Regions from separate parts of the Homo sapiens genome. Here region 1 is linked to region 2. Evidence: chromatin loops called from intact Hi-C (ENCODE). Cell type or tissue: K562. All regions are shown on one strand. Each heading gives the region's core, and the rest is flanking DNA. Links, peaks and the distances in the headings are about the cores only. Region 1 overlaps SPOCK2 (SPARC (osteonectin), cwcv and kazal like domains proteoglycan 2). Region 2 overlaps DNAJB12 (DnaJ heat shock protein family (Hsp40) member B12).

Region 1 (14,404 bases), core at 5,356-7,855, 270 kb after region 2:
ACAGGTGTCCTGGGAGGGACAAATCCTTAGAGAGGGCCGAGCAGGCTCATGGGAGCCTGCATGGCTAGGACCAGCTCTGAGCCCTGCTTCCCGGGCCCTGCTTCTCTCCACCGTGCACCTCAGTCTGCAGAGGAACCAAGAGGACCCTTCAGGCTGTTCATGGGCACTCCATGGGGGGAGGCAGATGTGGCTGCCATGAGAGGCTTGAGGGTGTCCCCAGCTGTGGGGACCCCTGGGGTAAGCCCTCAGTCCCCTGTTCCACCTTTCCCCATGTGCAGTGTAAGCTGGAGCAACAGGCGTGCCTGAGCAGCAAGCAGCTGGCGGTGCGATGCGAGGGCCCCTGCCCCTGCCCCACGGAGCAGGCTGCCACCTCCACCGCCGATGGCAAACCAGGTGAGGACAGTGCTGGGCCACCAGGCTAGGGGTGCTGAAGGGCCACCTGGCACCTCCTTCAGGGCTCTAGGGTGGTAGAAGAGGTGTGCAGAGCAAGAGGGAAGTGGCAAAAATGCAGAAAGCTTGAGGGAGCTGTGAGGTCAGAGGCCCAGATTAACACAGAGCAGGAGGCGTGGGCTCAGCCCTCGTTTCTCCCCTGGGTGCCTGGAAGGTGGGCAGAGGGAGGGACTCAGCCACAAGGAACCTGGGCTGTGTGTTTTTCATGCCAGGAAGGAGTGGGTGGTGGGAAATGGGAGAGGACTCGAGAGGAAGCCCCCGATTTCCACCTTCCCTTCTGCTGCTGCCTCCCGGACCCCTGCCCAGCCTCCTGGCCTGTAGGGCAGGATCCCAGACTGAGATCGAGCCTGCTGCTCCACTGCACATTCGCCCTCCATGCCTTCTCTCTGTTCTGCAGAGACTTGCACCGGTCAGGACCTGGCTGACCTGGGAGATCGGCTGCGGGACTGGTTCCAGCTCCTTCATGAGAACTCCAAGCAGAATGGCTCAGCCAGCAGTGTAGCCGGCCCGGCCAGCGGTAGGAAGCTTGCTGCTCTGCCTGGAGGAGGGAGGGAAATAGGGAAGGGGCTGAGGACACAGGTGTATGCTGGGCCAGTCTGCCCTTGTTCCTTCCTGCCAGACTCTGGGCCCTACAATCTGGGCCCCAAAAGAACCTTCACCCCAAAGAAGTCGGCTTCCACCAGAGCAGGAGGGATACCAGTTAGCTAGTAGGAAGAACTTAACATGGGTGGAGGGAGCTTAAACCCTGACATGGGTAGCCCAGGGAAAGCAGGAATTCTTTTCCCTGCAGGGCTTTCAGAACGGGTTTTGAATGGTTCAGGCATAGTCCTATGTGGAGGTGGAAGGAAGGACCTTTCGCCGTTCTCGAGTTTCTCAATCCCATGGTTAGATTCCAAGCTGCCCAGACCCAGAATAGAGGGCTGGGGCTGATGGCGAGGCGGAGAGATGGAGGGCTGGAGAAACGGCTGAATAGCCAGATGAAGCGTGCCTGAACCTGATCTTTTCCCAGGGCTGGACAAGAGCCTGGGGGCCAGCTGCAAGGACTCCATTGGCTGGATGTTCTCCAAGCTGGACACCAGTGCTGACCTCTTCCTGGACCAGACGGAGCTGGCCGCCATCAACCTGGACAAGTACGAGGTCTGCATCCGTCCCTTCTTCAACTCCTGTGACACCTACAAGGATGGCCGGGTCTCTACTGCTGAGTGGTGCTTCTGCTTCTGGAGGGAGAGTGAGTGCAGCCCCCCTCCCAGGCCCCTGCCTCACCCGTGTGGGCTCTACCCGAAGTTCCAGGCTCTCTTGGGAAGTCAGAGTGGCTCTTTCTTGGCTACGTCCCCAGGCCCAGCACTTTCCCAGCTTGCCCACTTCCTGCACTCCCTTAGGGCTTCATCCCTTAAGGCCCAGGGAAGCCAACACTTTCAGCTCCCTTCCTTGGCAGGCTCCCAGGCGGATCCAGATTTTGTGGGTCCTGAAGCTTATATACTTTTGGAGGTCTTCTTTAAGAAAGAGTTAAAAAAGAAATCCCAGCACTTTGGGAGGCCAAGGTGGGAGGATCATGTGACCCAGGAGTTGGCGACCAGCCCAAACAATACAGGGAGACCTCCTCTCTGTGAAAAAAAAAAAAAAAAATAGCCAGGCATGGTGGCATGCATTTGTGGTCCCTGCCACTTGAGAGGCTGAGGTGGGAGGATTGCTTGAGCCTAGGAAGTCAAGGCTACAGTGAGCTGAGATTGTGCCAGCGCACTCCAGCCTGAGCAACAGAGCAAGAACCTATTAAAAAAAAAAAAGAAGGAAAGAAAGAATATGAAAAATAACGAATGTAAACTTTCTGGGGCCCCTCAGAGGGCTTGGGAAGGGGCTGTACAAGTGAGGGTCTTAGAGGTGAAGATGCATTTGCTTCTCGGTGATTCTTCTTTTAGGCACATCTTAAATTTTGTGCCACCAATAAGTGATTACATACGTTGTCATCAGCCTTAGAGATGTGATGAAATTTCTCAGCTGAATATACCTGAAACCAGAGCTTTCAAACCAGAGTCATCTCGGAAAATGGAGGTCCCCAGGCTCACCTGACCTGTGTGGCTGGAGCTGGGGAAGCCCTGGTGTTCCTCACTGGATGCTTCTCCCCATCTTGGTGGGGGATCGGCAGTCAGGGCCCAAAGCTTCAGCCCGGGCCCCACCATACGCTAGTCAGGGACCCCCGGCAAGTGACCACATCTTTCTGAGTTCTGCTTCTTCATCTGCGTCAGGAAATAACAATACCTATCTTGGAGCCTGTTGTGAGGATGAGCCAAGAAAATCTGTGCAGAGCACCGTGTAATTCACAAATCCCTCTGCAAATGTGTGGTATTGTGATCTGTTTCACCACTCTGACTGCCCAGCCCTCCTGCGACCAGCATCACTCCAGCACTTTGACTTTCTGGGCCTTTGAAGGCCACTCCATCCATTCTGTACTTTCTTGGGCAGGAGGCCGGGAACTGTCCTCATTTTACAACCAGGCAGGCTTCCAGCTTGGAGAGGTGGGGACTTCCCAAGGTCGCAGACAAGTTAGAGGCTGGCTGCCGGTTACAGTCATGCGTCACTTGACGAGGGGGATACATTCTGAGAAATGCATCATTAGGTGATTTTGTCACTGTGCAAGCATCATAGGAGTACTTACACAGACCTTGGTGGTGCGGCCTCCTGTGCACCTGGCCCATTGCTCCCAGGTTACAACCTGTGCAGCATGTTATGTGCTGAATACTGCAGGCAGTTGTAACACAATGGTAAGCATTTGTGCATCTAAACATAGCTAAACATAGACCGGGCGCGGTGGCTCACGCCTGTAATCCCAGCACTTTGGGAGGCCGAGGTGGGTGGATCACCTGAGGTCAGGAGTTTGAGACCAGCCTGACCAACATGGTGAAATCCTGTCTCTACTAAAAATACAAAAATTAGCCAGGCATGGTGGCAGGTGCCTGTAATCTCAGCTACTTGGGAGGCTGAGGCAGGAGAATCACTTGAACCCGGGAGGCAGAGGTTGCAGTGAGCCAAGATCGTGCCGTTGCACTCCAGCCTGGGCGACGAGAGCAAAAATTTATTTTATTTATCTCAAAAAATAAAATAAGGCTGGGCGCGGTGGCTCATGCCTGTAATCCCAGCACTTTGCGGGGCTGAGGCGGGCAGATTATGAGGTCAGGAGATCAAGACCATCCTGGCTAACAGGGTGAAACCCCGTCTCTACTAAAAATACAAAAAATTAGCCAGGCGTGGTGGCGGGCGCCTGTAGTCCCAGCTGCTCGGGAGGCTGAGGCAGGAGAATGGCGTGAACCCGGGAGGCAGAGCTTGCAGTGAGCCGAGATCGCGCCAATGCACTCCAGCCTGGGTGACAGAGCAAGACTCCGTCTCAAAAAAATAAATAAATAAAAAATAAAAAAATAAACATAACTAAGCATAGAAAAGGTACAGTAAAAATAGTGTTGTAATCTTATGGGGCCACCGTCCATTGTTGACTGAAGTGTTGTTGTGTAGCGCGTGGCTGTATTTTCAGGCCTGGGAGTTCTCTCTAACATTCCCTCTAGCATTACGTTCCCCTGGGCTCTCTCATACTTGGGTGTCTGTGTGTTCACCCCACCTCCTCTTCTGAATCCTGTTACTCCTCTCATGGGTCCCTAGGACTTCTTGGGGACCTCAGGTCATCCACAGCTGTGGAATGAGCTCCCCTAAATAGAGAGTGAGCGTTTTCGTGCCATAGAACCCTTGTACTTCCCACCCCTGCTGTGGGGTGACCCCGTGTCAGAAACGGGGTGTTTTCATCTTGCAGAGCCCCTGCCTGGGTCTCTAAGCCTTGAAGGGCTCAGTGCATCCCCCCAGCACCAGGGGACAGTCCCATCAGAGGCTGCTTCTCTCCCCACAGAGCCCCCCTGCCTGGCAGAGCTGGAGCGCATCCAGATCCAGGAGGCCGCCAAGAAGAAGCCAGGTGAGGGGCCAGACCAGGCTCTCAGAGGAGGAGGTGGGGACGGCTTCCTGGGTTTGTCTGAGACCCAGGGCCTCCAGCCTTGGGCCTCATGGCAGACATGGAGCCCAGAGGAGGCCCTGGCCTAGGAAGACAGAAGAGGGTTGCCCCCTTCCTGTGTCTATCCTTGTGGTGGGGCAGGGACTCCCAATCTGCCCCGGGAAAAGTGTGTTTTAGGCACTAATTTTATGCCCATCCATGCTGGAGCTAGAGTTTGGGATACAGAAGGATCCTGGAACCCTCCACTGAGTTCAGTTTCCTTCAGCAAGGGTGTGACTAATGTTTTAGTGAGGCCACTCCCTGAGTGACACTCACTCACATGCTCCATAAACACCTGGGGGCCGGCCCCAGAGATACAACAGCAATAGACCCAGCCCAACTCTGAGCGGATGGCAAGAAGGATGCACTCCCTGGCCTCATAACCCTTTAGCTCGGGCCAGTCCGGAAACACACAACACACAAATGGACACACTAAAAAGACAGAACTAGCAGTGTGACCTGTACACAGGCGCCTGGGAGCTTCAGCTGGGGAGCCTGCAGGAAAGCAAGTGGGCCCCGGAGGCAGGTCGGACTCAGAGTGGCTGGGAGGAGAAGGCTGGGCCTTCCTAGCAGGGGACAGCCAGGCCGGCGGAACTGTGGGAGGATGGAGAGTGTCAAACCTGGTGAAGTCAGACTGGCTGTCCTAGAAGACTTGGGCCATGGAGTCAGGGAAACTGATGGGGCGGCTGGGAGCTAGCACAGGGGCCTGAGCAGTGGTTCAAGGAAGCGGGTTTCCTCATCTCCAGCGAGTAGAGCCGAAAGAATTGCTGGCTGGTGTCCAGCTCTCAGCATCTGGGCCTGTTGGGGGGTCAGCACCCGGTCTGGCTGGGCTCTGGGGGTGTATAGACTTCTGCTCATGCATGAGGACCTGAGGTCACCTCTCTGAGGGGCCCACAGCCTGGGCCCCTGCTCTGACCCTGCCTGGCACTGTCTCATTCAGGCATCTTCATCCCGAGCTGCGACGAGGATGGCTACTACCGGAAGATGCAGTGTGACCAGAGCAGCGGTGACTGCTGGTGTGTGGACCAGCTGGGCCTGGAGCTGACTGGCACGCGCACGCATGGGAGCCCCGACTGCGGTACGGGCTGGGCAGCTCAGGGCCTGCTGGGGGCCCAGGCCTGGGGGCCCTTGTCGTGGGATGCTGGGGGGTGCGTGCCAGAAGCTCCCTCACCCCCTGTTGGCTTGATCCCCTCACAGATGACATCGTGGGCTTCTCGGGGGACTTTGGAAGCGGTGTCGGCTGGGAGGATGAGGAGGAGAAGGAGACGGAGGAAGCAGGCGAGGAGGCCGAGGAGGAGGAGGGCGAGGCAGGCGAGGCTGACGACGGGGGCTACATCTGGTAGACGCCCTCAGGAGCCGGCTGCCGGGGGGGACTCAACAGCAGAGCTCTGAGCAGCAGCAGGCAACTTCGAGAACGGATCCAGAAATGCAGTCAGAAGGACCCTGCTCCACCTGGGGGGACTGGGAGTGTGAGTGTGCATGGCATGTGTGTGGCACAGATGGCTGGGACGGGTGACAGTGTGAGTGCATGTGTGCATGCATGTGTGTATGTGTGTGTGTGTGTGGCATGCGCTGACAAATGTGTCCTTGATCCACACTGCTCCTGGCAGAGTGAGTCACCCAAAGGCCCCTTCGGCCTCCTTGTAGCTGTTTTCTTTCCTTTTGTTGTTGGTTTTAAAATACATTCACACACAAATACAAATTGACAGGTCAAAATCCATGAAATGAGATCCCCCAGCCGTGTCCTCCAGCCCAGCCCTGACCCCTTGGTTTCTACCCTGGCTCCCCTTGGTTTCTACCCTGGCTCAACCGACCCCTGTCTGCCCTTCTCCCTCTTGCTTCTGAGGTCAAGCTCTGGCCTGCGAGCCTGTCCCCATTGCAAAGGGGAGGGAGGGGCAGGGAGCTGTCTACCAGCTGAGGTCCTCCCAAAACTGGGCCGATGTGGTGTGACATCCCCACCAGCCTCAGATGAGACGGGCCAGGACGCCCAGCCACAGCAAGCCCTGTCCCTTTGCCGGATCCCCAAACACTAGAGAAGCTCTCCTAACCCAAGGCGGAGAATGAAGGTGGTGGCGGCAGAGGAGGAGGGCAGCAGCTGAGAGGCCAGGGACAGGGTGCCTCGCCAAGCTGTCTGAGGTCTGTCCCAGGTGGCCCAGGTGGTGCAGGTAGAACAGGGTGAGGAGAGGGGGTCGGCTCAGCAGGAGGAGGCTGTGGCTGCAGAGCCTGGGGGAGCTTTTAGGTGTTGAGATGGGGCAGCTCTGAATCCTAGACCCTGGAATAGCCTGTCCCTTTTCTCTGGGTCTCGTGGTGGAGCCATGATCTGGGCTGCTCTCTTGGGGACACTGGGTGGTGGTTACACAGTTGACCTCTGCCTGGCTCCCCCTTGGTGCAACTCCTGCCTCCATCCCCCTTGCTGGGGTCCCCTCATCCACTTGAGGGCGCCTGAGGGCCAGGAGCAGCAGGCAAGGAGCCTGGGTCTAGGCTAAGGGGGTGTGTGCCCACCTCCTCCCTGACCCTTAACACTCCTGTCCTGCCCAGACCAACAGAGAGAGCTGTCCCTGAGACCCCGGAGAGAAGCAGCTGCCGAAAGCTGCAGCCTTTCCGCACTCTGAGACCATGATCTTCCTCCTGCCAGGGGAGAGCCACCCACAGGCCATGTCCAGCCCCACTTCCCTCAGCCCCCAGGGCTTCCTTCTGGCCCCTCTGAGGATTCCCTAGGGCTGCCCCGCAGAGGGGCTTCCCCAAGCTCTGTTTTGAAGCCTGCAATGTGGAAAAGTGAGAAGTCAGAGGGAACAGGACAGGTGCAGCCGGGCTCTGAGGCCACACCTCACACCTCGCTGTTCCCCAACATCCCCTGAGCAGTGTGAGCTCATCTCACCAGATGAGAAGAGGCCCTGTGCATTTCTTTTGTTTGTTTGTTGCTGTTTTCCCCCACCCATCCAGTTCTCCTCAGCAAAGCAAATTCCTTAACACCTTTGGTGGAGAATTTCTTACCCAGACTTGGGGCTGTGATGCCCTTCAGTGCGTGGTGAGTGCAGCGTGTGTGCGTGTGCCTGTGTGTGAACCTGGGGGCCATCCTGGTGGCCTGGGAGCGTGAGGAGAGGCCCCCTGTGTGCTGGGTGAGTGGTGGGTGTGGGGTCAATGCAGTGAGGCTCTCTGGGTGAGGCTCCCAACCTGGCAGTCCCCAGCCTCCCAGCATCTGTGAGCGTCTGTTGGACTTTACAGAAGAGCCTCATCCTGTCTGCCCCTCACTCTGCCCTGGAATCAACATCTTCCGAGTCCTTCTTGGGGGAAATAGCAGAGCCCCACTTAACTCCATAAACTGCTTCCCATTCCGCAGCCCAGTTCTGATTGTTGAGGTGTCGCGTCGTTCCAGGTCCCCCAGTCCCCTCTTTCTCCTGTCCTCTCTCTGTCCTTCACCTCCCCACTCCAGCCCCGGCTCAGTTCAGGGAAATGCTGTTCCACATCAGCCCTCTGCTCTCTGAGGCAGCCGCGCCTCTGACTCGGAGCTACTTGAAACTTCTGCTCTTGCTAGGATTGGAGTCTACCTATCTCTTCCATTTGTCCCAGCTGGAGTTCTGGAACTTTCCTCCTCGGGGTGGGGGTGGGGGTTGTTAAGGATGCTGGGGGGCCTGGGGAAGGAAGGAGTTCAGAGGAAGGGTGTCCCCTGTCCTCTTGATGTCACCCTCCGCTCCTGGGACACGTGCTCTCTCTGTCTCTGGGTCTTCTGGCTGTGCACGTTTGTGTGTCCTTGTAAATATGTTTTAGGAAGAAAGCAAAAGGGACTGAACTAGCCTCTGGTAGGATTGCAGGGGTCCAGCCTTGCCTGTTTCCGAAGCCCCCACACTGCCTTTCGCCCTACTGAGACTGGTCCCCTCAAAAGGTAGACAAAACAGCAGCTCCCTGTGGAGCTGAAGGGCGGCCTCAAAGTGGCTTTTTGTTAGACAAGGTTAAGGTTTCCTCATGAGCAAGGTTGCAGATCGGTCCTTCCTCAGCTCCTTGATTTGTGACCTTGACCAAGGGGCCTGCCACCCAGCCCCTCCAGTGCCCTCTCCTCGATGCCTCGCTCCTTCCTGCCCCCACTCCCCTGGCTTAGGCAGGTAGGGGAATTAGGGCCATGCTGGAAGAAGCTTAACCATGTGTTCAAAGAACGGTTTCTTGCTTGCTTGGTCCTGGAACTCCCCTTGGCTGCCCCAGGCCTCCTTGGCCCATGGGTGCTGGGGGAGGTGGATGTCAGATCTGGTAGGTTGCAGCAGAGAAAATAAATGTGCCTTGAGAGACCACTCAGAGAGGGTCCAAGGGTGATGGAGAAGGAAGCATGGCCTGGGAGCTTGGAAGGGAGGGGTGGTGGGTGGCGGCATCTTGACTGCCCCCTGTTGTCCCACACGTGGGGGGTGGTCACCCCCCTTCACTCCAGCCCGCCTGCCTTCAGCCTTCCATGAGCTTCACCTGCTTCCAACTTCACTTTGGAGGGGGTGGGGTCCGTTGGCATCAACACGGGGACCCTCTGCTTCACCAAAGCCCGAGCCCTCAGCCCCTGGGGAGAACAAATGGCTGAGCTTTGATACCTGGGGTCGTCGAGAGGCTGCGGGCTGGCGGCAGTCCCAGGGGAGAGACACCACAGAAGGAGACCCAGACATCCCGAGGAAGTTCCCAGCAGAGCAAACTGCTTTCCAGCCTGAAGCCTGCTTAAACTGTGTGATGTGCAATAACTGAGCTTAGAGTTAGGAATTGTGTTCAAGTGCTTGGATTTCCGTCTGTAGATTTAACTGCTGAAATTGTATCTCTCAGTAATTTTAGATGTCTTTTAAAAAATTGAAAAACAAAGTGTTAGACTGTGTGCGTGTGCGTTGATGGGCACTCAAGAGTCCCGTGAGTCATCCAGCCCTGCCTTTCCCCTGCGCCCCCATCCTCTCACGTCCCGCCCCGCCTCCACTTGGGGACCCTGCCTCGTGTCGTCTTTATCTGCCTATTACTCAGCCTAAGGAAACAAGTACACTCCACACATGCATAAAGGAAATCAAATGTTATTTTTAAGAAAATGGAAAATAAAAACTTTATAAACACCATCTGCTGGCAATACTCTGATTATTCTTACCCTTGGTATTATTTTTCACGAAAACAGCATTTATGGCTGAGCGTGGTGGCTCACACCTATAATCCCAGCACTTTGGGAGGCTGAGGCAGGACAATCCCTTGAGCCCAGGAGTTTGAGACTGGCCTAGGCAACATAGTGAGACCCCGTATCTATCAAAACAAAAAAATTAGGCTGAGAAGGAGGGGCAGTGGGTGAGGCTAAGGATTGCTTGAGCCTAGGAGGTTGAGGCTGCAGTGAGCTATGGTCGTGCCACTGCATTCCAGCCTGGGCAACAGAGGGAGACTATCTCTTAAAAGATAAAAATACAGTACAGTACAATTCAGTGGCATTTAGTACGTTCGCAGTGTCATACAGCCGTCACCACAATCCAACTCCAGAGCATTTTCATCCAGGGTATGAGCTTTTCAAAGACTTCAACCACCTCTTAGCAAACGGCTTGTGAGAAAGGTAAAACCAGTTGAGACAGCGCCGCTAGTGGAGTATGTATCGGGCCCTTACATGCTTGTTAGCATTATGATTCTAATTTTTAAATTTTTTTTTGAGACAGAGTCTCGCTTTGTCGCCCAGGCTGGAGTGCAGTGGCACGATTTTGGCTCACTGCCACCCCACCTCCCAGGTTCAAGTGATTATCCTGCCTCAGTCTCCCAAGTAGCTGGGACTACAGGCACCCGCCACCATGCCTGACTAATTTTGTATTTTAAGTAGAGACGGGGTTTCACCATGTTGGCCAGGCTGGTCTCGAACTCCTGACCTCTAGTGATCCTCCCGTGCTGGCCTCCCAAAGTGCTGGGATTACAGGCGTGAGCCACCATGCCCGGCCCATGATTCTATTTTTTTATGTATTTTTATTTTTTATTATTTTTTTTGAGACAGTCTTGCTCTGTTGCTCAGGCTGGAATGCAGTGGTGCAGTCTCGGCTCACTGCAACCTCCGTCTCCCCACTTCAAGCGATTCTCCTGCCTCAGCTGCCCAAGTAGCTGGGACTACAGGTGTGTGCCACCATACCCGGCTAATTTCTGTATTTTTAGTAGAGACAGGGTTTCACTCTGTTGGCCAGGCTGATCTGCCCACCTTGGCCTCCCAAAGTCCTGGGATTACAAGCATGAGCCACCACGCCTGGCCAGTGTGGCAGAAGAATACCTAAATGTCTTACTTTTATTTCTGGGATTATCTGAGCTGGGGGACTGTCGTCATTATTCTGTGACTTTTCTTCTCTTGGGCCTTGCCAACCCCTCACTAGACGTGTCTTTTAACAAATTGTTTGCGGTGTGGAGGGGGATGGAATCTGGGCACAGGAGCTCTAATCTCTAGCCCTGGAGCTTGCTAACTGTGGCCTTGGGCCAGGATCTGCTGGATGGATCACCTGTGGTAACCAGCCCCCGTGCTTTCCAAACAGCGAAAGCCCCCGGTGCCAGCCTGCAGCCAGGGCACGCTCTGCCCGTCTGGCTGGAACGACTCCTTAGGAAGGGAGCTTTTCTGCCATTCATTGTGTCTCAATGCCACCAGCAAGCTCAGACTTGGAGGCTCAGGAGCTTTCTGGAAGGTGGCGTGAGGAGCGATGGGGTTTGCCAAGGGGCTGCTCCCAGCATGTAGGATGAAAGGGATGGTGATGAGAACAGCGGTTTCGGATTCGGAGTGGCTAGGAGGAGCCTGCAGCCTGCTGAGGGGGAGGCCTTCTGAATGAGCGTCTTCAACCGTCAGGGAAATGTTGGCTTTTGTACCTGGCGGATTGACATTTGCTCAGGTGACGGGAAGCCAGAGGCCAGCCAGGGCCCCGGCTTCTGGAACAATCCTTCCATTGTCACCATGTCCTGTCAACCTGGGTTCCCAGGGTTCCTTGGCCCAACAGCAAACAGAGCATTGCCGGGGACAGGCCCAGGTGTCAACCTGCAGTACAGACGTGGCTGCGGCCGTTCGGGAAACCATTGCTGGAGCCCAGATGCGTGGGAACCCCCTGCCCACCCCCTCCCTGGGCACAGCACCGTCCTCAACCAGGCCTCCCCATGTGCCCACCGCATCCTGGCACCTTGCTTTCCCTCAGCATTTAGCCTCCTGGGAACAGGGTCTATGTATTGACTTCTCTCCGGTGAATAACTGGGTCCTGGGAACAAATCTGAAAGAAAAAACCCAGACTGCACACAGAGTCCTACAGGCAGCATTTCCCTCCCACCCGCCACCTTTGTGGAGAGCTCAGAGAGGTGAGGGGGTGTATTTGACCAAAAACAAACAAAAACCAGAACTTTTTATATTTTGAGCAAAATAGGTGAGGGAGAGGAGAGGAAAAAACAAACATTTCTATGTTCCCTTCAATGCCCTATGTCCTTTACATTATTATTATTATTATTATTATTATTATTATTATTATTATTCAGAGAAGGTTTCTCACTCTGTTACCTAGGCTGGAGTGCAGTGGTGAGATCATAGCTCACAGTAACCTCAGACTTCTGGGCACAAGTAATCCTCCCACCTCAGCCTCCCTAGTAGCTGGAACTACAGGTGTGTGCTACCATGCCCAGCTAATTGTTAAACTTTTTGTAGAGATGGGGGTCTTGCTATGTTGCCCAGGCTGGTCTCGAACTCCTGGGCTCAGCCTCCCAAAGTGCTGGGATCACAAGCGTGAGCCAGTCCAGGCTGCGTCTGCTGTTGAATCCCCTCAGCAACTCCACGAGGCAGGGATCACCAGCCACTCAGACCCATTTATGGATGAGAAGACTCTGTTTCCCAGGGCTGACCTTGGCTCAGGCAGGGGTGTGTGGTGGAGCCTTGGTGTTGCTCCAGGCCTGGCTCACTGCAAGTTCAGCTGCCCAGGGCTGTAGCCACTCCTGGCATGCCTCCCGCACTGAGATAATGCCCAAGGTGGAAAATCCTGTGTTTTCATCAGTAAGTCATGGTTGAATGTGGATGGGAGCGTGGGTACTGGGGAAGTACAGAAGAAGGTAAGACATGGAGATTCTTCCAGGACCTGCTTCTGAACTTGGGTCAGCACCTCTCCATGGGCCTCAGTTTCCCCATCTGTAAGATGAGGGGATTGGACTCAGTTGTCCAGTGTTGTGAGTCTGTGAAAACGTGCACAGGCAAACAAACAAACAAACAAAAAAACAAAAAACATGCACAGGTACGAGTCCAGAAAATGTCTTGTTAGGTTCGGGATTGTCTTGCTTTCTCTCTCTCTCTCTCTCTCTCTCACATTGCACATTTGGTGTGACTCTGCCACTGTTTCTCTGGAAGGGTGGGCATCCTTGATGCACCCCTGTGGGATGGGTCAGCCTCTAGAGAAAGCTGGGCTGACCCTTGAGGTCAAGCTCCTGCTCCCGCTGCCCATCCTCTTCTGATTCCAGCCATGCCAGTAGAGGGGAGGGTGGATGCCTTCCAAGTCTCCCAGGAATATTTGCTTCCCTGGCGCTGGTGGGGAAGGAGGCCCCTCCCTGCACTATCTCCTCTCAATCTCCTTATTTTAATTTTATTTATTTATTTATTTGTTCTTGAGACAGAGTCTCACTCTGTCGCCCAGGCTGGAGTGCAATGGCGTGATCTCAGCTCACTGCAACCTCCGCCTCCCGGGTTCAAGCGATTCTCCTGCTTCAGCCTCCCAAGTAGCTGGGATTATAGGTGCACACCACAATACCCAGCTAATTTTTTTTTGTATTTTTAGTATAGATGGGGTTTCACTATGTTGTCCAGGCTGGTCTAGAATTCCTGACCTCAAGTGATCCACCCGCCTTGGCCTCCCAAAGTGCTGGGATTACAGGCATGAGCCACCGTGCCTGGCCTCAATCTCCTTTATAGTCTATCTGAGGGGGAAAAAAAGCGAAACTATTTTTTTCTCTTCTACTCTCACTCTGTCAACACACAATACTTCCCCTTTGGTCACCAAAATGTGTGGGGATTTTTCTCTACACACCAAGTTGTTCTCCAGGGGACACCACTTAGCTGTCCCACATTCAATTCAATTCCTACACTGCCTGGAGAGAGTGACACATCGTGCAGGTCAGGGCTCAGTCCCACCAGGCACAGTGGCGAACTGGGAGGCCAAAATGGGAGGATGTCTTGAGGCCAGGAATTTGAGACCAGTCTGGGCAACAGAGTAAGACCCAATCTCTACAAAAAAGCAAAACAATTAGTCAGATGAGGTGGCATGCACCTACAGTCCCAGTTACTTGGGAGGCTGAGGCTGGAGGATTGCTTGAGCCTGGGAGGTCAAGGCTGCAGTGAGCCATAATTATACCACTGCACTCCAGCCTGGGCAAGAGAGTGGGACCCTGTCTAAAAAAAATTAAAATGAATTTAGCAATTTTAAAAAGGGCTCAGTCCCACAAGTCTGCCCCCACCTCAGATGCCCGTCACCAGCCCCAGGTTCTGACCTGTGCTTCTGACCTATGGGCTACAGATCAGGGTTCTCATACTCCCTCCTCAGGTTCAGTTAATTTGCTAGAGCCTTGCAGAACTGAGGGAGACACCTTTACCCATTTATGGTGAAGGATATTTCAGAGGACACAGATGAACAGCCCGATGGAAGAGATGCATAGGGTGAGGTGGGTGGGAAGGGACGTGGAGCCTCCATGCCCTCCATGGGCACCACCCTCCAGGAACCTCCATGTGTTCAGCTGTCAGGAAGCTCTCCAAACCCTGTCTTTTTGGGTTTCTATGGAGGCTTCATTATGTAGGCATGACTGATGAAATCACTGGCCACTGGTGATCGCCTCAACCTTTGGCCCCTCTCCCTTCCCCAGCGGTTGGGGGTAGTTGGTTCCCCTGGCAGCCAGTCCTTATCCTGAGGGTATCCAGGAGCCCCCCAGGAGTCACCTCATTGGAACAAAAGATGCTCCTAT
Region 2 (14,404 bases), core at 3,373-5,872:
CTGAGCCATGTGCAATAAGAACATAGATCCTAAAGGATCCTCTGGAAGCTGTATTTCTTGAATTAGAATTCTCAAATTGTACATCTGTTAATATATGTTTATTATGTGACTGGCCGTGGTGGGTCTGCATTGAGCAGGGAGGCCTAAGGGGTGGGGGGGAGGGGGCACAAGCCCCTGCTGCTGCTGACACTGTCCAGCCTGTGCCACAAGGAGCTCTAGATGATGAGCCTGAATTTCCCCCGACCCCTGGCCCTGGCTAACAGCCACTTAAGCCACACATGCTGTTCCAGAACTAACTCCATCCAGGCAGAGGGGTGCTCAGGTGACTGGGGGGCTGCAGGACCTGAGCAGTCTGGGTCCCTGGGGTCCCCAGCGCCAGTCCTGGCTGGGCATCTGGGCCACGACCATCACCCTCTGCTTTTCCCTCTCCCAATCCCTCCCCCCCACACCCTCAGGCCTGCCATGTGCCCGCAGAGCATTCGAAATTCCCGGCCCCAGCCTGGAGCTCGATCCCACTCAGGAGCCAGATCCTGGGAAAAGTGTTGCGAGTTTGTTTCCATCGTCCTTCCCACCATCCTCCCCCAAACCGCCCCCGCAGCCCGCCCTCCTCTCCAGGAGGTTGAAAAAGTTTAAAATGTGGCAGCCCAAGTCGGGTCGGGCTCCTGTGAATGGAGCGGCAGATCTGCCCAGGCCTCCCAGAGACAGGGCCCGGCAGCCCTGACTGGCGGACCCAGGCCCCTCCCGCGGCTGCACCAGCCAAAGACAGGCGGGCTGCCCAGTGGTGCCACCGTGGCCCGGGAGCTCATTGGCTGCCCCTGCCCAGGGTCACCACTGCCTGCCCTGGTGTGCAAGCCGCCACTTGTTAGCTGCGGTTGGCAGAGGCGTTGCAGGCACCCCCATTCACCCACCTCATCCCCCCTGCCCTCCCTGTGTGGCTTGGCCGTGAGCCAGAGGAGGTGGGATGCACGCTCTGACTGCAGCAAAAAAGGCTTTGACAAGTGTCCCCCACCCACTGTCAGGTGGCAGAACGCGCCACTGCATCCCAGCTCCCTGGCTCCACTAGCTTATAGCCTTGTCCCTTGCTGCTCCCAGGTCCAGAGAAAAAAAAACTGCTCCAGGGACAAGGAGCACACACCCGACCTGCCTGTAACCTCATCCCCACCCCACATTGCCCAGACAAAGTCACCTGGCGTCTGGAGCAGGCACACAGCCATGCCAAGAATCAGGTAAATAGACTGTTGACATGGTTCAGAAGCAACCCAGCGTCCCTACCAGACATCACGCCATGTGACATGAGCAAGTCAGCTCATTTCCCAGAGCAGGAAACAGGCTTGGGGGAGGAAAGTGGCGCCCAGGGTCTTGAAGAAACTGTGCCTGTCTCTGGGGTCCTTGTAGCAGAGTGGTCATTCTACAAACAGTTGCTGAGCCCAAATTTGCTGCACTCAGGGAAATCAAACCCACTGGTGTCAGGTAGAGTGGGCAGAAGACCCGAGTCCAGGAGGGTGGAAAAGGATGAAAAGGCCACACTGAGGATGGTGGCACTTCATCTGATGGGCTTGGCCTAGGGAGCAGCTGCCCATTCCAGTAGGTGTCTCCTGGCAGTGACACGGGCATCCATCTGGCTGCACCAGGAAACGTCATCCCCAGGAGGCAGCCTCGCAGCCCCCACGGGGGCTGAGGCTGGATCTTTGCCATTTACTGACTGGGTGACCTTGGGTGTCCCTGAAGGAGTTCAGGAAATGCCACCCCAAAATCTGCCATTTTGGTGTGCTGATTACTTCAAACTGGGGGCACTTGAGCAACAGCAAGTGCAGGAAGGGCTTTCTCTGAAGTTGCCTCATCTGCCTAAGTTGTCCTGAACTCCCTCCTGGAAATCTTACCTACCAAGGAGGATTGACTCATTGACAACAACTGCCTATTATTCTTGGGGCTGCTCAGACAACTGTTAAGACCTGAGAGACTGACTTTTTTTTTTTTTTTGAGATGGAATCTCGCTCTGTCACCCAGGCTGGAGTGCAGTGGCGCAATCTCGGCTCACTGCAAGCTCCGCTTCCCGGGTTCACGCCATTCTCCTGCCTCAGCCTCCCGAGTAGCTGGGACTACAGGTGCCTGCCACCACGCCCGGCTAATTTTTTTGTATTTTTAGTAGAGACAGGGTTTCACTGTGTTAGCCAGGATGGTCTCGATCTCCTGACCTCGTGATCCGCCCACCTCAGCCTCCCAAAGTGCTGAGATTACAGGCATGAGCCACCATGCCTGGCCGAGACTGACTTTTTATCTGCATAACGAGACAACTTTTGCTCACCATGCAGTTCCTCCCCTCACCCTCCCAAACTTGCATTGCCATCACCCACCAGAAGCTCCCAGCCCGTTTTTTTTTTTTTTTTTTTTTTGGTTTTTTTTTTAAGGTACAAAGGTTATCCTGGACCCCAGTTCCTTTTCTGTAGCTCAAGATGTGATCTTTCTTGAAATTGCATATTTTGTGGGGCTCCCATGCCTATGTACGTAATTAAATATGATTTTTCTCCTGTTAACCACTTTATCTGTCCATGTAATTCCTAGCACAGTCAAAGACCCTAGAAGGGTGGAGGGAGCCAGTTTTTGCTTTCCTGTGTCATTTGACTGCCCTTTGCCTCAGTGTCTTCATCTGCAAAATGGGAGTGATACAAACACCTACCTCATAGGATGGTTGTGAGGAGTAAACAAGTTACCACATATAAAGCACTTAGAACAGTGCCTGGTACATGGCGAGTGCCATTTGGGTGTTTCTTGTTTGTCCTTAGTGGACAAAGATTAGCTGAGCAATGACTGGGTGTCAAGTCCCATTCCAAGCAGTGAAAGCTCCAAGGTGACTGAGACGAGGACTGCCCTTGAGTAGAAACCCTGGGAGCGGAGCAGTTGTGAAGGCTCTAGCCAGGGACTCTTGATAGAGGAACTGGCGTTTGTGAAGGAGGTGGGTACAGGCAGTACTGGGGTGGGGGTGGAGTGGGTGCTCCAGCATGAGCAGAGGCCCGGAGGCCGGAGAGTGCAGAAGTGAGCGCATTTGGGAGCAATGCCCAGGCCAGGCCCCCAGTCTGTACCTGTCATCATGCCAGGCCCACCCAGTGGCCTTGGGCAGAGAACTTTCCCAGGCATGAATGAGAGACACTGAGCTTCTCCACTCCTGGCTGCACCCTGTCCACTCAGCAATTCACTCAGCAAGCATTTCTGAACCTTTCTTGGTGGCCTGCCTGCCCTTAGGGAGGCTGCAACTAACTCTATAAGCTGAGAGAAGGCCATGTGGTGGAGGGGGTAACAGGGCAGACAGGACTGTCACTCCCGCCCCAGACCCTTGTAAGGAGATATTTCCCTAGGGACAGGGCCTGGACCTCCTGTCACTCTCACAGCCACTTGGGCATGAAATAAAGGTCCAGGGCTCAGGCAGGAAGAGGGGCAGGCGGGCAGGCGCTCTCTAGGACCCCACGGCTAGTCTGCCCAGAGCCCGGGAGTTGGGGCTTTGCTTGGGGAGGGGAGGGCCTGCCACATTTTGTCCACCTTCCCCACCCTCCTACCAATTTGGTCTAAACAAAGTCCCTAGGGAGGGAGGGCAGGGCTGCTCCCTGGCTGGATTTTTCCTTGAGGAGGCAGGGTGCAGCTCCCCACTGGAGCCCGTGCTAGTCAGAGCAGGGATCAGGCTAGGGCCTGCAGGGACCCCAGCTGGCAGTCCCACTACCTCGACTGGATTATTCTCATTTTCCTGATGGACTCAGATGAGGAGGCCTGAGAGACAGGTGCCTGGCAGCACAGGAGGATGCAGCGGGCTCCTTCAGATGGAGAAAGTGGGGCCAGAATGGAGCTGGCCAGGCCCGGCCTCATTCCCCCACACTGACAGCCCAAAACCTCCCCTGCACTCCTCCTGGCCCCACATACTGTGCAGGGCCCTCCCACCCTGACTGCAGCCTGCGGAGCCCCTCCCTCCACCGTGGAGCCCTGCTACCCGGGTTCCCTTCTGCCTGAGGTTCCTCTCACCCCTCAGGGCCCAACCTCCTGCCACCTCCTCAGGGAGGTCTGGCCTGGCCCTTTTGGGCCTCTCACATCCTGTTCTGGAGGTATTTGTGTAGTTCTTAGGCAAAGGCTTCCCTGGAGAAGAGGTTCAGGGCTGCAGCCCCAGGGCCTGGGCACCACAACCTGGGGTCTCCATGGGAGGCTGAGTGAAGGAAGGGCCCATCAGCACTGAGGCACTGTCCCCACCTGCAGCATTCCCAGCCTCGCCTACTCCTCTGCCCAGGGTCACCCTAGGGAGCTGCTTTGCAGCCATAAACCCACACCCTGGCTGGGGGACACTTCTCCCAGATCTTAGAGGGCTTAGACCCAGGGCCATCAGCCACGGTGTGCATCCAGCTGGACGGTGGCTGGAGGCAGCAGTCGCTCATGGGACGGGCACTGGGCGGGGGCTTTTTCCTTTTCCTGCCTCCGGGGGGAAGCAGAGTCCTGCTGATCCTGCTGAAAAGGCCCCAGGTCTCCTCTCCCTGCGTAAGGACAAATGTAGCAGGGGCCAAAATGAGAATCACAAACATTGGTCATTGAGAGGAGTGCGGACTCCTGTCCGAAGAGGTCACCACCCCAAGGGGTAGAGGAGGAGGCTCTCTCCAGCACTCAGGCCAGCCACTCCTGGAGTCAGACCCAATTCTGTCCCCGGCCGCCCCAGTGCTGCCCTGGCCACAAGCCCTGGAATCACCTCTGGCAGGCTCTGCCATCTGCTGGCTGCCAGCCCATGGCCTGCGTGCAGAAGGTGGCATCGTGGGCCCTAATTTTGCTTCCAGCCACAAGTCAAACAAGCCAGCTACCACCACTGCAGGGGCCACATGGGCAGCAAGTGTGTCCATGGTGTTCAGGCTGTGAGTGACAGGCCTTGGGAGGCCACCGCAGGTGCTCAGAGCTGCTTCTCTGTGGATGTCTTTAGTCCTCAGTCTCTCTCTGGTCCCACCTTGGCATGGAAGCACTGAGCCCAAAGATCGGAGTTCCAGCCTCCGCCATGGACACGCTAGGCCAGGAGGCACTTTTCATCTGTATCATTTACTTATAAAATCTTATTATCGGCTGGGTGAGGTGGCTCACGCCTGTAATCCCAGCATTTTTCGAGGCCGAGGCGGGTGGACCAAGAGGTCAAGAGATCGAGATCATCCTGGCCAACATGGTGAAACCCCGTCTCTACTAAAAATACAAAAATTAGCTGGGTGTTGGTGGCACATGCTGGTAGTCCCAGCTACTCAGGAGGTTGAGGCAGGAGAATGGCTTGAACCCAGGAGGCGGAGGTTGCAGTGAGCCGAGATTGTGCCACTGTACTCCAGCCTGGCAACGGAGTGAGACTCCGTCTCAAAAAAAAAAAAATCTTATTATAGGCTAGGCGTGGTGACTCACGCCTATAATCCCAGCACTTTGGGAGGCTGAAGCAGGTGGATCACTTGCGGTCAAGAGTTCAAGACCACCCTGACCAACACAGCGAAACCTGTCTCTACTAAAAATACAAAATTACCAGGTGTGGTGGCGCACGCCTGTAATCCCAGCTACTCAGGAGGCTGATGCAAGAGAATCACTTGAACCCAGGAGGCGGAGGTTGCAGTGAGCCCACGCCCTTGCACTCCAGCCTGGGCAACAAGATCGAGACTCTGTCTCAAAAAAAAAATCTTATTATAATTATCATCCCACAGACCTCACTAGTTCAGTCACTAAGGATGTCAGCCTCTGTCAGCCACTGAGTTTATAGGTGTCAGCCCTGCTAGCCTTGTGTCCGGAATTGGTGGGTTCTTGGTCTCACCGACTTCAAGAATGAAGCCACGGACCCTCGCGGTGAGTGTTACAGCTCTTAAGGTAGCGCGTCTGGAGTTTGTTCCTTCTGATGTTTGGATGTGTCGCGAGTTTCTTCCTTTTGGTGTGTTCGTGGTCTCGCTGGCTCAGGAGTGAAGCTGCAGACCTTTGCGGTGAGTGTTACAGCTCTTAAAGCGGCACATCTGGAGTTGTTCGTCGCTGGCTTCAGGAGTAGAAGCTGCAGACCTTTACAGTGAGTGTTGCAGCTCATAAAAGCAGCGTGGACCCAAAGAGTGAGCAGTAGCAAGATATATTGCAAAGAGCGAAAGAACAAAGCGTCCACAGTGTGGAAGCAGACCCCAGCAGGTTGTCACTGCTGGCTCGGGCAGCGTGCTTTTATTCTCTTATCTGGCCCCACCCACATCCTGCTGATTGGTAGAGCCGACTGGTCTGTTTTGACAGGGCGCTGATTGGTGCATTTACAATCCCTGAGCTAGACACAAAGGTTCTCCACATCCCCACCAGATTAGTTAGATACAGAGTATGGACACAAAGGTTCTCCAAGGCCCCACCAGAGTAGCTAGATACAGAGTGTCGACTGGTGCATTCACAAACCCTGAGCTAGACACAGGGTGCTGATTGGTGTGTTCACAAACCTTGAGCTAGATACAGAGTGCCGATTGGTGTATTTACAATCCCTAAGCTAGACATAAAGGTTCTCCACGTCCCCACCAGACTCAGGAGCCCAGCTGGCTTCACTCAGTGGATCGTGCACCGGGGCTGCAGGTGGAGCTGCCTGCCAGTCCCGCGCTGTGGGCCCGCACTCCTCAGCCCTTGGGTGGTCGATGGGACTGGGCGCTGTGGAGCAGGGGGCGGCGCTCATCGGGGAGGCTCGGGCCGCACAGGAGCCCATGGAGGGGGTGGGAGGCTCAGGCATGGCGGGCTGCAGGTCCCGAGCCCTGCCCCTCAGGAAGGCAGCTAAGACCCGGTGAGAAATCGAGAGCAGCGCCGGTGGGCTGGCACTGCTGGGGGACCCAGTACACCCTCCGCAGCCGCTGGCCCGGGTGCTAAGCCCCTCATTCCCCGGGGCGGCAGGGCCGGCGGGCTGCTCCGAGTGCGGGGCCGCCAAGCCCACGCCCACCCGGAACTCTAGCTGGCCCGCAAGCGCCGCGCGCAGCCCGGGTTCCCGCTCGCGCCTCTCCCTCCACACCTCCCTGCAAGCTGAGGGAGCCGGCTCTGACCTTGGCTAGCCCAGAAAGGGGCTCCCACAGTGCAGCGGTGGGCTGCAGGGCTCCTCAAGTGCCACCAAAGTGGGAGCCCAGGCAGAGGAGGCGCCGAGAGCGAGCGAGGGCTGTGAGGACTGCCAGCACGCTGTCACCTCTCAGCTTGACCCATGTCAACTTTGTATAAACACCCCACTGGGGGGGCCGGGGCCCCTCCCGGACCCGGCCTCACCCCAGGATCCCAAGCCCAGGCCTCTGCTTTCAGGACCCTGGGCCCAACATCCGCCCACTCCCTGCCAGCCTGGCTGCGGTGGGGTGGTATTGGAGCCTGGAGGATCGAGTTTCATGTCCTGCAGCTGCCCATATTATTAGCTCTGGAGGGGCAGCCGGGGCTGTAACACAATTCAAGGAACTGTTGACTTGGCTCGAGTTTCCAGCTCAGCAGCTGGGAGGGACGCGTGGAGTGGGGAGCAGGGACCTCTGGCTCCTCCCAACCCCCAGTGCCTGTTGTGAGAGCTAGAGAAGACTGCTAGATGACCGACTGAGTCCCTCCGGGCGCCATTGATGTCAGTACGGGCACTGGGGACTCTCTCACGGCCCTTGGGCGACCCCAGCCAGCTGCCTGGCTGCTGGCCTCCTCCCATACCTGTTTGTGCAATCTCGGCCTCCTCCTCTACCCACTGCCCCTGGCCGGAAGGTGATGGGGAAATGGGTAGCCCTACTCCTCAGCCTGGAAAAGGACGCCCCAGACCCCCAGCAGAAGAAGGAAAGTCCCCCTCCTCTCCGCCTCCCTCATCGACTCCTGCCTCTTTCTGTTGCTGGTGTCTGCAGGTGCCAGCACCCCCGGAGTAAGCCAGGGAAAACCTGGGCCTGGGCCAGGGCCCCAGACTGTGGCTCCAGGAAAGGACCTGGGCTCCTGTCCAGGCACCCAGCCCTGCATCCACAGGGGTATCAGTAACCAGCCTCCTAAGACCCCTGAGCCCCTCCCTTGTCTGCCAGTGGGAGTCACACCTTCCTGCATGCTGTTGGGGACTGAACATCCTACACACACCTGGAAGTGCCCCACAGGGTTGGCCATTGCATAGAAAGTTTTGGCCCGGTCCCTTCCCTGAGAAGGGACAAGGGACCTGTGGCCCTACTGAACTCTGCATAACAGACCTCACTGTCAGCAGAAACCAGCGATTAAGAATTTGAAGATTTTGGCCGGGCTCGGTGACTCACGCCTGTAATCCCAGCACTTTGGCAGGCCGAGGCGGGTGGATCGCCTGAGGTCAGGAGTTCAAGACCAGCCTGGCCAACATGGCGAAACCCCATCTCTACTAAAAATACAAAAAAAAAAAAAAAAAAAAAAAAAATTAGCCAGGCGTGGTGGTGGGCGCCTGTAATCTCAGCTACTTGGGAGGCTGAGGCAGGAGAATTGCTTGAACCCAGGAGGCAGAGGTTGCAGTGAGCCAAGATTGTGCCACTGCACTCCAGCCTGGGCGACAGAGCAAGACTCTGTCTCAAAAAATAATAAGGAAGGAAGGAAAGAAAGAGAGAAAGAATTTGAAGATTTCAGCACGGAATGGATAGTACCAGAACATGCTGGGCTTGGGGTCTAATTACTGGGCTGCCTGGAGAAGGCAACAAGGACAACATCCTTGTCCTGAAGGCATAAATCACAGAGTGTTAGAGGCGGCAGGCTGTGAAGACGGGTTCTCAAACTGTGTCCCCAGAGCCCTGGGCCCCCAGGGGTGTGGGGTAAGAGTGGGAGGGCCCCCGGGGCTCCAGCCCACCCGTCTCAGTCACCCGCTGTTATCTCTTGTTTAGTGCAGGTGGAATTGTGACTGAAGAAGGGGTTCCATGGCCAAAATAAATATTTAAAAAACAGACCCCTAATCTACCCCCACGATCTCACCACTGAGGAAATCGAGCCCCAGAAAAGAGAAGTGACTTGCCAAGGTCGCCCAGCTCAGCGGTGTCGGAGCTGCTGCCTGGGACACAGACCATCCCCCCGCCCCAACCCTGGGCTGTGGACCGTGGATGAGGAGGACAAAGGTGGGCCGGGGGTGCAGGCTGTCCCCAGCAAGGTCTGGGCCTCAGCCACGGCTCCCCTGACCTAACCCCCTAGGGCAGGCCTCAGGGCCAGGAGCTGGGTTGTCCCTGAAGGCAGCCCCAGACCCTGATCTAGGAGGGCAGCGGAGTCCTCTGTCCACTTCTCTGAGCAGCCGAGAGTTCTCCAGGTTGTCACCCTGGCGAGGCCTCTCCAAGTAACCAACAAGCCCTGCCAGCCTGCCAGTTAGCCATCGCCACACTGTCTCCCATTCCTCCTTGCAAGTACCCGACAGTCTGCAGACCTGGGGCCAAGCTTACCTGAGGCACATCCTGGGCTCCTGTCATTATTTCCTGCTGTTCCTGGTTGCCTCCCCCTGCCCTGCCCTATGTGGGTAGGTGCCCTTCCTCTCCCAGCCCCAGCCTCTGCTAACCTGTCCACCCAACCCCATGTTGACAGGCCCCTATCCTCCCTGGCCAAAGTGGCTCACAGGTCTTCCAGCCTGCCCCGGGGCTCTGGGTTCTCACACAGCCCAGCCCAGCCTCTTTCCAGTTGAGATGGACAAGGTGATGCCCTGACCTGAGAGAGCAAGCTGGCCAGGGGCTGGGTCCTGCGGCCCTGACTAGGTGAGACTCCGTCAGGAAACCAAAACAAGCTCCCCACACCTGCCCTCTCGCTAGGATATACCTTGCAATGCAGCACCAGGGTGGCCAACCGTCCTGACTTGCCTAGGACTCTCCTGGTGAGCACTGAGAGTCCCGAGTCCCCAGAAACCCCTCAGATCTGGGCATTCTGGGACAGCTGGCCACTCCACTGGGACACACATCCCAAGGGTCATCACACCTTTCCTGTCCCCACTGAACCAGGTATTTTTTCTTTCCATAACACTGGTCACTCACAAAGACAGGGTGGGGCCACAGGCAGTCCCCTTCGCCTGTCTGGCTCCCTCAGACTGGGCTGAGGCCGGCCACAGGCCCACAGTGCAGTCCGAGGCCTGATGAGGTCTGCTGAGTTGAGCAGAGGCTCCACAGTCCATCAGAGACCCAGGCCTGTTAGGTCCTGTGAGATGGAGAATGGAGGAGCCCAAGAAAGGCCCTGGGCTCCATCCCAGCCCTGTGTTGTCCCCAGGTTGGGGCAGGCCTGAGGTGATCCCAGGAAGGCAACCCCAGCGTAGGAACCAGGCCTGCCCGGGGCCCACTGAGGCTGCCTCTACCTGTCTGGGCTTGAGGTGAGTCACTTCCTCCCTCAGCTGGTATGTGATGGGGAGGGGAGGGTTGGGGAGGGGACAGCATCTAAAAATAGCAGGGCCTAGACTGGTGGAAGATGCCCGAAGAGCTTCCCCTTGGACCAGGGAGGACCTGGCTTCCCATGGAACCGCCATCAGCCACAGCCCCCACCAGGCCCTGCGTTAGGCCAGGGAGGGAGATGGCCAAGACCTCCCCCACCCTTGCTTCTCAGGCTCAGAGCCCCCTTGAAGGCTGAGTCTCAGGAGCAGCGCCGGATGGGGTAGGAGCTTGGAGAGAGAAGGCCTCCAGCAGACAGTACTCGTTCATTCCCCTCCCTGTGCACGCACACAGATGCACGCACACAGAGACACAGGCACGTACCCTCGCCCAGCCCGGCTTCATGAGTCATCTCCCTCATGCCAGGACTCATCTCCCTGGTCAGCAGGGTGGACTGAGGACCCACTGTGTGCTTGAGCCACACCCTGGAAGACAAGGAAGCCATGCTCATGACCGTCCCTGGCCTCGGGGACTCCACATCATAAGAGGCCACTCAGGAAAGAGGAGAACACCCAGGGCAAAAGCAAGAGGCAGGCAGGGGGTGTGTGGTGGATGAGCTGGAGTCCGGAAGACCTGGTTTCAAATCCTGGCACTCACCCTTTCTAGCCATGTGACCAGACAAGCTATTTGACTTCTCCTGCCTCCGCTTCCATCTATATAATGGATGCCACGTATGGCCCTCGTCATATGTCAAATACAATCATGCATATAAAGTCCCCAAGCAAACAGAGCTCTTGCCATCAAAGCTTATGGTATCAGGCTAGAAACCTTGGGGGCGGGGGCACTTTGAATATGTCAGTAGACCTTTCTATCCCAAGGACTTACTGTGACATTCCACCTGGCCCCACCTGTGATAGGGAAAGGGGGAGGGGAGGGGAGGGAGAGGAGCTGCCGCTCACAACAGTGCTGGCCTCTACTGTGAACACTTGATATCGTTCTCATTTTCCCCCAGCCTCACAACAGCTTTACAAAGTAGGCATCGCTATCCCCATTTCACAAGTGGAAAAATGGAGACCCAAAAACATTCAATCACCTGCCCAAGGTCATGCAGCTGGCCTGGGGCAGACGCCAGACTGGGGCCCAGATCTGAGTGTGATCTCCTTGTGCACTGTGGGATGAGGCGGGGTCTGTCATGCCTGGGGTCGGCTGAGGGTGCAGGGGTCTCTGACTCTTTTGGGAGGAGCCCCTAGAACCCCCTGCCTGAGGTGACTATGGAATATGCTGAGCCTTTGGCCAGGGCTGCCTTCCTCCTGTCTGGTCCCACCTCCCCCACCCGGACCCCCCCGGCCAGCCCTCAGACCCCTCCCAGAAACACGGAAGGGCTCCACTCCCTCTGGGAGTTACCACCTTCACTTCCAACTTCAGCTAGGTGAGGGAGGTACTGCAACCCCTGAGTGACAGAAAAGGCAGCCGGATCAGAGGGGTCAGGAACCTGCTGTCATGCTCGCAGAGCTGGGGAAGCAGAGCCTGGACAGAGCCCCAGCTGCTCAGACTCCTAAGCTGCCAGTCTGGATCCCACACCCCGGCTGTCGGGTAGGGTTGGGGACTTCTCTGCTCCCCCTGCTCCTCACGCTTCCCGGAGCCATCCCTGTTTGTACCGGCTGGGGTTACATGCAAAGTGCAAGCCTTGCATCAGCCAGATGGGCCCCGCTCTAGTAAGAGCTGCTTTCTGCCTCTCTGCGCCTTCCCCACCGTTATCTGACTCATCCCCTGACAGTCCCAGGAGACTAGAGAGAAGCCAGGCCTCTTATCCCTATTGCACAGATGGAGGGACTGAGAGAGGAAGTGACCTACTCCAGTGACTCAGGGCAGCAACCCAGGCTGAGGAGGCCACAGGTGTAGCTGGTGTGGCCTGGGGAAAGTTCCCGGGTGCCACACAGCCAGATAAGCAGTTTTTAATGCCTCACAGCAGGCACAAATATCAACCGATGTGTGTCAAATGAACGAAGGAATATTGCAGGCCCTGGGTGAAAGATGAGGGGTGATATTGAGGAAAAAATAAATATGATACAGGGAAGGAAAAAAGAAGCCGGAAACCCAGACATGCCCCAGTTGCAGCCTGTGAGCCCAGCTGGCTTTGTAGCTCCCAGTTCCCTTCTCTTTAAGAATCTTCATGGCTATCACTTACTGGGTGAGTGCTAGTGACTCTGATATAACACTTTGTAGCCTTTTTTTTTTTTTTTTGAGACCAGGTCTCACACTGTCGCACAGGCTGGAGTGCAGTGGCGTGATCTTGGCTCACTGCAGCCTTGACTTCCTGGGCTCAAGGGATCCTCCCACCTTGGCCTCCCAAAGTGCTGGTATTACAGGAGTGAGCCACCACACCCGCCCCTATAGCCTCTATCTTATTTCATCCTGACAACAACCCAGTGATGCTATCATCCTCCCCATTTAACAGATGAGTTATCTGAGGCTCAGAGAGGTTACACAGTTCTTGCTCCAGCCGGCACGGGACCACATTCCAGGGGCTGACTTGCAACTGCTCTCCAAACCCGGCAGGGCAGATGTGCCCCTGCGCGTGCGATACCCACGTGGGGCTGCCCAGGTGTGTCTGCGGGTTGGCACCAGCTCCTGGTATCTGTCAGAGCAGTGAGGGGGTGGTGCGACAGGAGCGGAACCGAACGCCAGTGGCCGGGATGGATAATGAGCCAGGGCGCCTGGGCTGCAAGGGGGCTTGGGCACGCGGGCCTACCCGTGTGCGCAGGCCCTGGGCGCCCCCCGCACCGGGCGCCCTCCCCGAAACCCAGCCACGACTGCGGAACTGGGGGCGGGGCCAATGCTGGAGGCAGGGCCCGCCGGCGCCGGGCTCCCACCCCCCAGCGCCCGCTGACAACCCGCGGCGCGTTGCCAGCGATTGCCCCATCAGGCCGCATCCGCTTTCGCAGCCCTGCACGTTGTGCACACAGCGCGCCGGCCTGGGCGGGGCTGCTTGTCCCCGGCCCCCTGCCCCCCACCCGCGGCCCTCGCCCGGCTGCCTTCTGCCCCGGCTGAGACCCGGGCCAGACTGAGTCCCTAGCGGCCCATTACCCCGCCGGGCTCGTCCCAGACACCTTTGATGGCTGCCCTTTGCCCCGTCTGGTCTGAGCGGACAAACGAGGGAAATTGAGTAAGCCAGCTCAGCAAGACAGGAAACTCCTGGCCGCTTTGTTACTCATGATTTTCAGCAACTTGGGGAGTGGGGGGCAGGGGAGGGGAGTCCTAGGGGAATTTCTGTAGTTCAAGAAGTTTGGGGGCTCCAGGACTGGGAGTGCCCTCGGGGAGGTCTACCTCCCGGGGCAGGTCTATTTCCCAGGCCAGGTACCGTAGTTGGCACTAGTAAGTAAGTGCTCCACAAATTCGTGTTAACATGCATTTTCAAGAATGCAATTTATTTAATTTTCAAGTCTTCAGTCCCAGCTACTCCGTAGGCTGAGGCGGGAGGACCCCTTTAGCCCAGGAGGTCAAGGCTGCAGTGAGCTACGATCTTGCCACTGCATTCCAGCCTGGGTGACATAGCTAGACTGGTCTCAAAAAAAAAAAAAAAAAAAGGCATTTTCTCACCTACCTGCTTTGAGTGCCTGCCAGAAAGAATCTCCAGGTGAAAGGGGACAGGTTTAGGGCTGGAGCTGAAGGCTGGCATTTGGGGTTTGAGGTTCTGCGTTTGGCATTGGTTTGCTGTTTCACTTGGGCAAATCTCTTGGCCTCTCTGGGCTGCGTTTCTGTAGGGAATCAGTAATAAGGCAACCTGTCTGGCTCTAAGGCTCAGAGGCACGGGGCAGGCTTTGAATTTCCAGCAAGCAGGAGAAAGAGCCTTTGATTTGAAGCAGAGATTTCCTCTTGAACATTAATATTCTGGGCTTTTCCAGGCTGGAGCTTTAGAACCGCTGTTACTAAACTAAGTGACATGAGTAGCCCCCCGTTGCTTACAGAATTTCTTGGCTTGGCATTTGGGGTTTTCTCACGTTGATTCTACCCTGCCTGTATGGCTTAACCCCCAACTACACCCCTACACTGTAATTAGGAAGAGCCTCAGACTTCCCCACACACCCCACACAATGTTCAGACTTCTGTGCCCTCACTCATGCTGTTCCTTCTGCCCG

Evidence for each region. A loop is a pair of places that touch in the nucleus more often than their neighbours do. Peaks named below come from ENCODE experiments on the same cell type or tissue, not always from the same donor. Only the 100,000 strongest peaks of a DNase experiment are listed, where the experiment ranks them.
Region 1: it touches region 2 in a loop (5-fold over the local background); 22 of 110 quality-filtered maps call a loop at or near these places.

What each region holds. Positions count from the first base shown.
Region 1 is chr10:72,054,176-72,068,579 of GRCh38, reverse strand. It overlaps SPOCK2 (SPARC (osteonectin), cwcv and kazal like domains proteoglycan 2), which reads left to right. Exons shown (of 11, transcript NM_001244950.2): 6 at 279-393; 7 at 848-967; 8 at 1,460-1,678; 9 at 4,340-4,402; 10 at 5,418-5,555; 11 at 5,675-9,546. The coding sequence ends at 5,820. Among named protein-coding and RNA genes, the nearest start is that of SPOCK2, 27 kb to the left of the region's middle. In K562, for the core only: a CTCF peak has its summit at 6,896 (motif pointing right); a DNase peak (open chromatin) is centred at 6,899; H3K27me3 peaks cover 898 bases.
Region 2 is chr10:72,318,540-72,332,943 of GRCh38, reverse strand. DNAJB12 (DnaJ heat shock protein family (Hsp40) member B12) reads left to right here. Exons shown (of 9, transcript NM_017626.7): 9 at 1-81. Among named protein-coding and RNA genes, the nearest start is that of DNAJB12, 29 kb to the left of the region's middle. RefSeq lists silencers at 634-883, 10,119-10,413, 12,900-13,459 and enhancers at 4,167-4,366, 7,178-8,139, 10,065-10,114, 10,077-11,276, 11,710-12,129 and 2 more. In K562, for the core only: a CTCF peak has its summit at 4,460 (motif pointing right); a DNase peak (open chromatin) is centred at 4,463.